2 separate regions of the Homo sapiens genome follow, and region 2 is linked to region 1. The links are chromatin loops, found by intact Hi-C in ENCODE. Cell type or tissue: endothelial cell of umbilical vein. All regions are shown on one strand. Each heading gives the region's core, and the rest is flanking DNA. Links, peaks and the distances in the headings are about the cores only.

Evidence for each region. A loop is a pair of places that touch in the nucleus more often than their neighbours do. Peaks named below come from ENCODE experiments on the same cell type or tissue, not always from the same donor. Only the 100,000 strongest peaks of a DNase experiment are listed, where the experiment ranks them.
Region 2: it touches region 1 in a loop (2.7-fold over the local background); 2 of 110 quality-filtered maps call a loop at or near these places.

The regions. Positions count from the first base shown.
Region 1 is chr13:46,718,052-46,723,433 of GRCh38, reverse strand. It overlaps LRCH1 (leucine rich repeats and calponin homology domain containing 1), which reads right to left. Exons shown (of 20, transcript NM_001164211.2): 17 at 104-213. Among named protein-coding and RNA genes, the nearest start is that of ESD, 76 kb to the left of the region's middle. In endothelial cell of umbilical vein, for the core only: a CTCF peak has its summit at 2,102; a DNase peak (open chromatin) is centred at 2,153; H3K27me3 peaks cover 873 bases.
Region 2 is chr13:46,665,980-46,671,361 of GRCh38, reverse strand. LRCH1 (leucine rich repeats and calponin homology domain containing 1) reads right to left here. Exons shown (of 20, transcript NM_001164211.2): 3 at 2,206-2,332. Among named protein-coding and RNA genes, the nearest start is that of LRCH1, 120 kb to the right of the region's middle. RefSeq lists enhancers at 3,011-3,060, 3,121-3,340, 3,856-3,905. In endothelial cell of umbilical vein, for the core only: no CTCF peak of the experiment used is centred there; a DNase peak (open chromatin) is centred at 2,771; H3K27ac peaks cover 838 bases.

The DNA of each region.
Region 1 (5,382 bases), core at 186-5,185:
TAGATTTGAAATTAGGACTGCTTGCAATGTTTCAAAGTCTGTTTCTCAAAAATGTAGAATGTTGCTTAAATTCTCCTTTAGTTACATAATATTTCTTGGGTACCTCACGAAGTTGTTCCACCAGCTCTTTCTCTTCTCTCATCTGCTCCATTTTCCTCCGGATTGTAAACTGCGGGTCTATAGATTCCAAATTTCTCTGAGGTCTTAGAAACACTACAATACAAAGGGGAAAAAAAGCCTTTATATAGTGCCTTGTCACATAGGGCTATTCATATTAAAATCAAACAGTATTTTAATTTGTCCAAAATAATTCATTTACCACTCAAAGAAACAAAGAAATTCCAAATCCACAAGAAAAGCCTGGCTCAAGTATTTTAAAAGAGACAATATTTTAAATTGTACTAGTTTGTGTGGACTAACAAGCTGTATTTTTCAGTGATAATAAACTGAACCCAGGGCAAGGTCTGGGTCACTGGGACCATTCCAAGCCACTTGCCTGACAGATGTCCTACTTCACTCATCTTCCCACTGTCTTCATTCTAAGTTTTTATTTACACTCAACCCTTTCATTAAATTCAGATAATTTATTTCAAATAAGGCTCTAGAATTGTTGTATGTATTAAAAATAAGCACAAGTTAATGTTTTTGTTGGCATAAAGTTTTTTGTAAGCCTGAGTTAAGAACTAAGTGATGATTACATATTTGAGGGTGTGGTGGAAACATTCTGCCTTCTAGACTGTCACTGGCAGACTATCTAAAAAGTTAGCCCTTTGGAGATGAGCAAGGACACCTTTTAGGAAGGCTGGCAAGATTGGAAGTAGCTGAAGGGCTCATGGCTGGCTTCAGGTTCTTGAAGTTACGACTTCCAAGAATAGTAACTAACAGCGGGGCATCCTCTGAAATGAGCTGAGAAAACACATGCCCTTCCCTATGAAGGAAAACACCTTTTAGACACCAATCAAGAAGGTAAATAATGTTCTATGCATCGGAGAATGACTACAGCAAGAGTTTTAATTAACTTTTTAATGATACAAAGCCCAGGGCAGACTTAAACTTGATTTTTTTTTTCTTCCTAGAGATTTTTATCCTTGCACATAAGATGGATGAAAGAGCTGTTCAGAGCCTTGGCTCCCCCATCCCACAGACTTTCAGATTGAGGTAGGGAGGGAAAGTCCCTCAGAAAATTTTGGGCAGAGAACTCCAATGTTAGAAATCCATACCACATAGAAGGCTGCATGGTGTACTGAAGTTACAGAAGTTTCAATCATGATGATTTAAACAATGCTGAATAAGAAAGAATGTGTAATTTTTATTCTACCCTGACATACATTTCCTATGGACCTCTTTAGAAGCTATTTCAATATTTCAGATTTCTAGAAATTAAATATGATTTACAAATAGAATACTTTGGATACAAAGACTTGAGTCCGCTCGGTGTAATCAAAAGTCCTGTGCTCGCCTAACTACAATATTTTAATTTCAATTTGTGCCTTTGAACATGCATTCTCCTTCTCACATCTCAGTATTTTCTTTCTAAATTAGTTCTAAGATTCTTGAATTCACATTCTGATGCTCTATGGAAGTTGAGAAAATTGACATATCTTAAATCGTCGACTTGAGAGTTAATGGAGAAAGAGGATGATTTAAGGTACGCAAGGCCTGTCGCCTTCTGGAATCTCAGAGAGGAGTCAGCTTGTGGCCTGGGGCCTCTGCTGGAAGCCACTGAGGGAAGTCACAGGCAAAGAACACCAAAGGCAGTCACAGGAGGGCTGTCACCAAGTCCCACAAAACCCAAACCTCACAGGACGTAGAACCAATTGTTTAAAAAGTAAAGCCAAGGTCAGTAAAAGGACAGAGTGACCAGGCAGGGAAAGATGAAAAGTTCACAGAGAAAAGGGAACTGAGGAAAACTCTGACAAATTAAGACGCATGGAAGAAACTGGAGAATGAATCACATTTTACACCATTTCAAGCAACACCAAAAAAGAGACATATATAAAAATATAAAATATAGAACTAATTTGCACCACCAAATTTACCAAAAAAAGGTCAAGAAATGCAGATAGAGTTGGATAATACACACATATGCCAGCAAGGGGCGCCTCAACACCGTTTAAACACATCGAATGTTTTCTTTGGAGCTGTTACTTTCCTTTGCCTTTTTTCTGGGGGTAATCTTATCTAATAATATTTTCAATATGTTTTTATTGGCAGATTTCAATCTGAATATGAAACTATCAGGAAGTTAAATGAACCATGAGCTTTTGTTCAACACCACATTGCCTTATTAGAGCCCTATGTGAGATATCAGGATAACGAAATGGTGTCTGGGTTTTACTTTCCTGGCATCATTTTTTAATTTTGCATTCCTTTGTATCTTAAAAATATAACATGCATGTGTGGGCATTTGCTCTATGAATGTTAGGCAACCAAAAGTGTTTTAAAAACCAATTGAACTGTATTTTTTAAAATGAACACTTAAAATTATCAGAAATACATAAAATGATCAGAAATAATGACTATATCACTATTAGTTTTCTGAATGTATTCATTACTATGACATATAAGAGAACTTAAGGCAATCTCTTTAGGCTCATAATAAATCTACCAAGTACAAAAGTGCTTGCTTATTTTGCTGGGTTTGTTACAACAGAATAACTTCACCGGGACCATTAAAGTACCTCTGATTAAATTACCTACAGTTTTTTCTTTTCTTTTAATTCCTATTTAAATAATAAATCCAGTGAACGGTCTGGGTCCAGGCTTCAGGAAATTGATCTACAAAAGAATTATTCTGCTTTTCCTTAATTTCATATCACTAAATTTCAAGAGCTCCCTTACTTAATCCAGAGGAATAAAATTTAACTTGAGGCCATGAGACAATATTAAGAAGCAGCCCCCACTGTGAGCATGTATTTTTCAAGTCAAATGCTCCTGTGACTGTTGAAGTGTACATAAGAAAAAAGATGGGTGAGAGAGCAGAGTGTGTGTTATGAGTGTGTTGAAAGAGGTGAAGAGGCGGTGATTGGTTTTGGGGGGCGGGTGGAGAGACACAGTCTCACTCTGTTGCCCAGGCTGGAGTGCAATGGTGCGATCTCGGCTCGCTGCAACCTCAACCACCTGGGCTCACGCGATTCTCCCATCTCAGCCTCCTGAGTAGCTGGGACCACAGGCCTGCACCACCATGCCTGGCTAAGTTTTATATTTTTAGTAGAGGTGGGGTTTCGCCATATTGCCCAGGCTGGTCTGGAACTTCTGGACTCAAGTGATCTACCTGCCTCAGACTCCCAAAGTGCTGGGATTACAGGCGTGAGCCACCGTGCCTGGCCAAGGTAGGCAATTTAAGATGAAGGAAAAAAAATAAGTTCTGCTTAAATTAAGCCTATAGTTTAATTACTGTATGTTGTATAAATAACATTTATTTTTATTTTGTTTTGAGATGGAGTCTCAGTCTGTCGCCCAGGCTGGAGTGCAGTGGCACGATCTCGGCTCACTGCAAACTCCGCCTCCCAGGTTCAAGAGATTCTCCTGCCTAAGCCCCCCAGATAGCTGGGATTACAGGTGCCTGCCACCACGCCTGGCTAAATTTTGTATTTTTAGTAGAGACAGGGTTTCACCATGTTGACCAGGCTGGTCTTGAACTCCTGACCTCAAGCGATCCACCTGCCTCAGCCTCCCAAAGTCCTGGGAATTCAGGCGTGAGCTACTGCACCCAGCATAAATAACATTTAAAGAATGAAAAAGATTTGCACATATACGCAATTTACTTAGCAGAAGAGATAAGCATGGACCCTGCAGGGTATAATGAAATGCTTACGTAGAATATCAAATTCATACTTGCAGATATAGGTCAAATTCCACTGATCTTTCCATCATTTTCTGCCTTTTCTTTCACTCTTTACCCCATCCTCATCTCTGAGCTGGGAGTAATCTCTGTCTTCTGTGAGCATACAAAATTCTTTTATCTGTGTCTCTCCCATGGCACTCACCACTTTCTATCTTACAGTAGAGTGATATTTCGCTCCATTATGGATCTGTAAATGTTTATGTCTGTTTCCAACTTGTACCCTCTATTCCTGCCCCACAAAGCAGTGAGTGGGGCAGAATGAGTTTGTTGAACGAGTAAATGAAACAAACGTTTCAAACACTCCCTCACTTAAAGCTCAGTCTGTTTGGAGAACGTCATTGCAAAGATTATTCTATTCTGATGATCAGTCGCCTGAGTTTTTCCTCTTATGAATAATCTCCTAAACTTAGTTTCTAGGTGTGAATGCATTAGACTCTGAAATAAATGTTATATGAAAGCAAAGAGATTTTGGCTGTCTCTTTCAGAGCTGCATCCATAGTAATGAGCATCATGTGTAGCACATAATAGGCACTCAGCAGATATTTAAGGATGTGTACAAGAAACCATTTATGTACTTGTTGTGAGAACATCTTTGAGTCAAGCAAAGAAAGAAAGCCCTTTGCTCTAAAAATTGCCCAAATGCACTTTCTCATTTAATTATTGCATGAAATGCATCTTCATATGAAAAATATTTATACCTAAATTTAACTGAATGAGAGGAGATTTCTTCTCTGTGGAAACATGAAGTTTTAAAATGTAGCTCTCAACTTCTCCTTGGAAGTTAAGAACCTGAACTGGACATGATGTTTAAGATATACAAACTCAAAGGCAGCAGTATCTTGGCTTTGAAAAAATATCACGAGCTTTAGATCCAGGCTACTGTGAATCAGAACTCTCACTAGCTGATTCATTCATTCCCTTCTGGTGCCTAAAATTGAACTGGACACATTCGGTGTCCTCAAAATGCTCACATTTCTTCTCTATGGTCTTAGACAATTTACTTAACCCAGTGACTGTCAACCTTACTTGAACACCACATAACATCCCATAAAAAGAAGTAAAACAAATGACCAGTGCTTAGACTCAATGCTACACCAAATAAATTAGCATTTCTGACTATGGGGCCTAAGTGACTATAGTTTTACAAAACGCCCAGGTGATTCTAATATAAAACCAGAGTTAAGAGCCACTAAAAAGCCTCTTATATCCTCAGTTTCTTCATTTCTCTAATGGGAAAAATAATACCTATAGTGCAAGATTACTGTAAAAAATTAAGGAAAATATCTGTAAACTGGTACAAGATACATGGTTATTTCAGAGACTAATGTAAACTGGTCCATTCATCCATTCTCTGGTGATAACTTAAAGATTAATTTTCAATAAGTATAAATTAGCACCTACAAATTCACTGCAAATGAAAGAGCAAAAATGACCCCAAAGAAGATAGAAATGGTTTTTAACTTCAAAGTGAAGGGAAGAGGAAAGATTCAGTAAGAGGACACAAGAGCAGGGGGAAAAGCAGAAGTTAAACTATC
Region 2 (5,382 bases), core at 253-5,252, 52 kb after region 1:
TGTGGGGGGAGCTGGCACAGAGAAAGCCAAGTAAGAAAACAACTGTGATGCTATGAAAATTGAGTAATAAGTATGGAGTGCTTGCCTTAGGAGCACCTAACTCAGGCTTGGAGGATCTGGGAAGGCTTTTTGGACAAAGTGAGATCTAACTTGGCTAAGAACTAACCAAGAAAGGAGCGGGGAGGAAGAAACAGCCCATGACGAAAGAGTGATGTGTGCACAAGTCCAGAAATGAAAATGAACAAGGTGCATTCCCAGAAGGTAGGAACTTGGAGAGTGAAGGTGCCAGTGGCAAGAGATGAACCCGAAGAGGTGAGCAGGGGCCTGACCACAGAAGGCCTCGAATGCCCTGTGAAGGAGTTGCCTGTGGCCTAAATCTAAGGCAGTGGGCATGAGGAGGGTGTGCCCAGCCCCATTCTATCTACCTAGACTTCAGCAGGATTAAACGGCTTCCTACTCCCAAGCACGACATGGACTTCTAGGATGTATTGCCTTTGCACAAGCTGTCCCTTCTCCTTGAATGCTTTCCCTGTCCCTGACTTCTTTTTTCCTCCTAGGAAATCCCACATGGGCTTATTTAAGGGGCCTCTCAAAGGGCTCTTCTTTTCCAAACCTCTCACAACCCGAAGACTGAATTAATTAATCATTCCCTGCCTCGTGCACATGCTTCTTGTAATAGAAACTTTTGGGGACAGGGTTGGGGGGGGATGGGCAGTGTCTGCTCAAATTAATATCTGTCTTCTTTCAGAATTACCCCCTTTGGTGGCAGCCCAACAGCCACATCTGAGCAGTGTGACCATGTGCCTTGGGCACAGCAGACTCAGTCGGCGAGAACATCAGACCAGATCTGCCTCTCACTTAGAACCCAGGGCTGAGAGATGCTAGTAGGTCTCTTGCTAGGTGCTTTACCTGGGAGAACATTTAAACTTGGGCAACCTCTGCCGTTGTATGGAAGAGGAAAAGCTGAGCAGAAAAATGAACCGCTGCCATGGTCCTTCACAACATTCCAGTGTCTTGTCCTAGTCACTCATGACCTGTGACCAAATGTCTTCATCGTAAGTGATCTGATGGACCCCTGTATCCTCTAACCAACGCTGACTTTTGGTGTGAGCTAGCTGGAATGAGTTTTGGACAATGCTATCAAATAATCCATGAAAAAGACACTTTCTATAGCTCTAACGTCTTTCTACAGCAATTATTAATTTCTATATTAAAGTCAAAGTTGATACGTATGTGACATGGGTGCCATCACTCTCCTAGCCCAATCCCACTAAAGACATGACTAAGCAATCACAGCATTCTCTATCTGGGCCTCACAGGCCAGCACCGTGGTGCTCCGGGTGGCCCCAGAGGAGTTGGCACAAAAGACAAAACTTATTGGCCATCATTGTTCTAGACTGGAATCTACTGAAAGACAGGTACTGTGCCCTTTTCATCATTTAATCACATCAAGCCCTGTGCCTGACACAAGATCAGGATGGAATAAGCCAATGCTTAGATGATAAATGAAGACTATCACCTTTCAGCCTGACTGCTAACTCCTGCTTCTTCCTTCACCTATGTTAGCTCAATGGAAGTTTAGAAAGTATTCATTCTTTCCCAATTTAGAAAAAGGGTAAATAATTAAATTAGTAGTGAAAGAGCTGAAATATAACAGTGCATCTCAGCTTCACACACATTTGTAATCCATCTCTGCTCATCTATAGCTTGTTCTCCTTTTCTATCCCTAGGGACACGGTCACATTTTAAAATTACAACGATTTGCGACAATGATTTCTAAAATCTCGACAGAATCAGAGCACCCCATTCTTTCTGTCTTCTGACTTAATTTTATACCTTCATGAAGTGTGGCCTACTAACTTATTTGGAGATTATTTTGGCAGTTTAGCCATAATTTTTTACAAATTTATATGCAATCTGAAAATACTAACTACAACATGATAGCCCATAAACTTCAAAAACGGCAAATCCTGCAAACTTCAGGAGCTGTAAATTACAGGAAGCCTTTAAATTCCAGGAACTGTGTCTGTCACAGTGAAGTTTCAAAGCTGTTCCTCTCCCCACTTAATGTCTTTATCATATACCTGCCCTCAAACAACAGAGGCTCTACCTTGTCCAACCGTAGCAAAAAGGTTTTCTGAATACCTTGAGAGGCTATGATCAGTCAACCAACAAAAAAGAGCATCTTAAAAATCGGTAACATACCAGCTCCATTAACTGTTTGAGCTGACCTATCTCTTCTGGTAATGATCCAAGTTTGTTGTTACTTGCGATTAAGACTTTGAGAGGCAGACCACACAGGCAGGCAGGCAGGGCGGACAGCTGATTTCGACTGCAAAGACAATACAACAAGAACACATGTAAACAGAAAGGCCACTTCATACTGTCTGTGAACCTGTTTTTAACAAGAAAGGAAAAAGGAGTGATCTGAGAAGACATTTTACAAATACAAGAAGTCCAATATATTTTCTGTGTGACAACTCAAATGACAAGTATGTAAGAAAACAAAATATGTTTTTCTTTTTTTAAAAAAAAATAAAAAATAAAAAATAAGGGTATGGGCAGTTCTCAAAGAGACAACTTTATTCAACACAAGGAATGCCATCAAAGTCCCCCCGCCACCCCGCCACCCCGCCACCGCCACTTAGAAGCTGAGCCCTCGGCCAGCCAGGAGGCAGATGGAGAGCACATCCTGCACAACCAATAGCAACGGGAAGCTGGTGCCAACTGCCCTCTCCTGACAATGTGTGCAGGAAACTCAGCTGGACCAAAGCAACCAGCACCACACAGGCATCATTTCATCCATTGCAGTAGGGATGGGGAAGATAATTTTGCTGCAACTCACAAAACCACCGGGCTCATTTCCAACATTTTGACTCAGCTTCCTTTTGTTAAAACAAGGGTTGCTACAGTTTAAGTCTGTTTTGGTATCTGCAAGAGAGCTAACTAAAAGAGAAAGAAAGGAAAGTTGGTCTTCTGGCAAAGTGGAACTGCAGCCCAGAGGGGTTTAGTTCCACAGAGCAGCCAAAAAAGTCTAAGTTGATGTCTCATCTCTGCTCTACAAGAAGAGGGTCTCTACCCAGAAGTTTCTGAACTTTCTATCATCAATGCTTAGTTTTCATGGAGATGGAAAATACTAGATAAATAAAATCTACGAACCATCCTTATTTATATGTCAGCCATTTATTTCAATCTCCTCCCCCACAAAAAGCCCCTTTTTCCTGCTACCAAGCAAAAAGACAGATGGGTTTCAGTTTCCCTTTCTTTCTCTGCCCTTCTGGTGTTGAAGCCAACAACCACAGAGTGAAATATCTAAAAATCTGTATGTCATTCAGTGTAACTATTTAATAAAACTGCTGTGTGTTTGCACACACATGCATAAAGTTTCAGAAGCTGTGTTCCTGTGTGAGTGTATTTATAGACATGCATGTATCTGTGTATGTGAGGGGGAGAGACAGACAGAATGGAAATACACCAAAATACTATCGGTACTCCTCTTCGGGTATAGGTACAATGGATGGTTTTTATTTCCATTATTATACTTTGATGTATTTTCCAAACTTTCTACAAGTGCTTTTATCATCAGGAAAGAAACATCATTATAAAATGATAAATGTGACCTGGATATGTGTTACGAGTGCTCCTATTTGTGAAAATTCTTTATTTTTTATTTTTTATTTTTTTAATTATACTTTGAGTTCTAGGGTACATGTGCACAACGTGCAGGTTTGTTATATATGTATACATGCGCCATGTTGGTGTACTGCACCCATTAACTTGTCATTTACATTAGGTATATCTCCTAATGCTATCCCTCCCCCCCTCCCCCCACCCCACGACAGGCCCCGGTGTGTGATGTTCCCCTTCCTGTGTCCAAGTGTTCTCATTGTTCAATTCCCACCTATGAGTGAGAACATGAAAATTCTTTGAGATGTATACTTATGATCTGTGCACTTTTCTGAATATATGTCATTCTTCAATTAGAAGTTTGACTCTCCTCCATATGAGGGAGCAGAAATCTGGTTAACTGAAGGGCAGCTCTACCTGATGAGCTCAGAAAAAGCAGGTGCTGTGCTGTGGAAAGAACCTTTCTAATCTGGGCACGGCCTTGTCAACACCTTGATATCTCTGCTGCTCCAGGGCACTCAATTACCCATGTAACTATGTTTTAGCAAGAAGAGATACAGTCATATCTTCTCTCCATTGTGCAGACCCATGGAAAAAGCTATTTCCAGAAAGAGGCAGATTTTTCTTTAAGAGGGTCCAGCAGAAGGAGGGAGGAGATTGAGTGCCCTCCTGGTAGGTTCCTGGCTTGCAAAAGACCAACCAGCTCTTCACTTTCCCTAGTTAGCAGGATTGGACCAAGAGAATAAGGGCAATGGGCCCGCACTGGCACTCTCTCCTGGTCTCTGGGGACGGTGGAAGGGAGGAGCTAGGGCCAGCAGCCTGTGTTTCTGCCTCTCACATCCCTCCCAAGGCTCTCTCTCACCAGCAGGGGCTCAGTGGGACTCTTTTGGCTGGAGGAGGGGGTCTTCCTGTTACCCTGCTGTGAGGGCTTTTTTCAAGCTCCAAAAAAGGCTCCTTCAGAAAAGAGAACTCAGTTTATTAAAAGGTGGCAAGCAAATAATTTGAAATGTAACTTGTGGTTATAAAATATTTGTTAATATGCAATTTTATAAAGTGAGGATCGGCAAATAAAAATGTTAATAAGGCAAGTCTATTTATTTGGAGCCATACGTAAACCTCCTTTTGAAGAGGGATAATGAGAACAAAGATTAGTATTTTCAAGAAAGTTCTACATTCCTATTTTTAGCAGAGTTAACAAATACAAGTTAAGATCTTTCCTACATTTCTTTGCCTGGAAACTCAGAGTTACACTCTAAGTTATCCGTCTCACTAGTTGGTGCAGGGATCTAACCAGATTAGCAGATATGGAACTGGGAGAGTCATGTATCATACTACTTTGAGAAACACAAAGAAAGTTCTGCTCATTCAGATGCGTGAGTATTTGAGATTACATGGGTTTATTCTCATTGGAAATCTTCCAGAGTGGGTACTTACTTAAAATAAAATAAAATTTAAGCTTGTGAAAACATTCATGGTCTCTTTGAGGGGAACGGATGCTTTTTACACTAAAAGCTGCTGATGGAATGGCCTATCTCATATTTATGTTCCATATATGTCTTGTTTACACTGTAGTTAATCATCTGTAGACTTACCAATTCACCATGCTAAGAATTTAGTCACCGTACAGCAGGCCACAGACCTGGGGCACATTTCTTCGACTTCATCTCTCTGCTCCCTCAGCCTCTACTTCATATATTTTATCACAGGATGTTCCTGTATTACTTGTAATTTCCCCAATAGAAAAAGGAAATACAC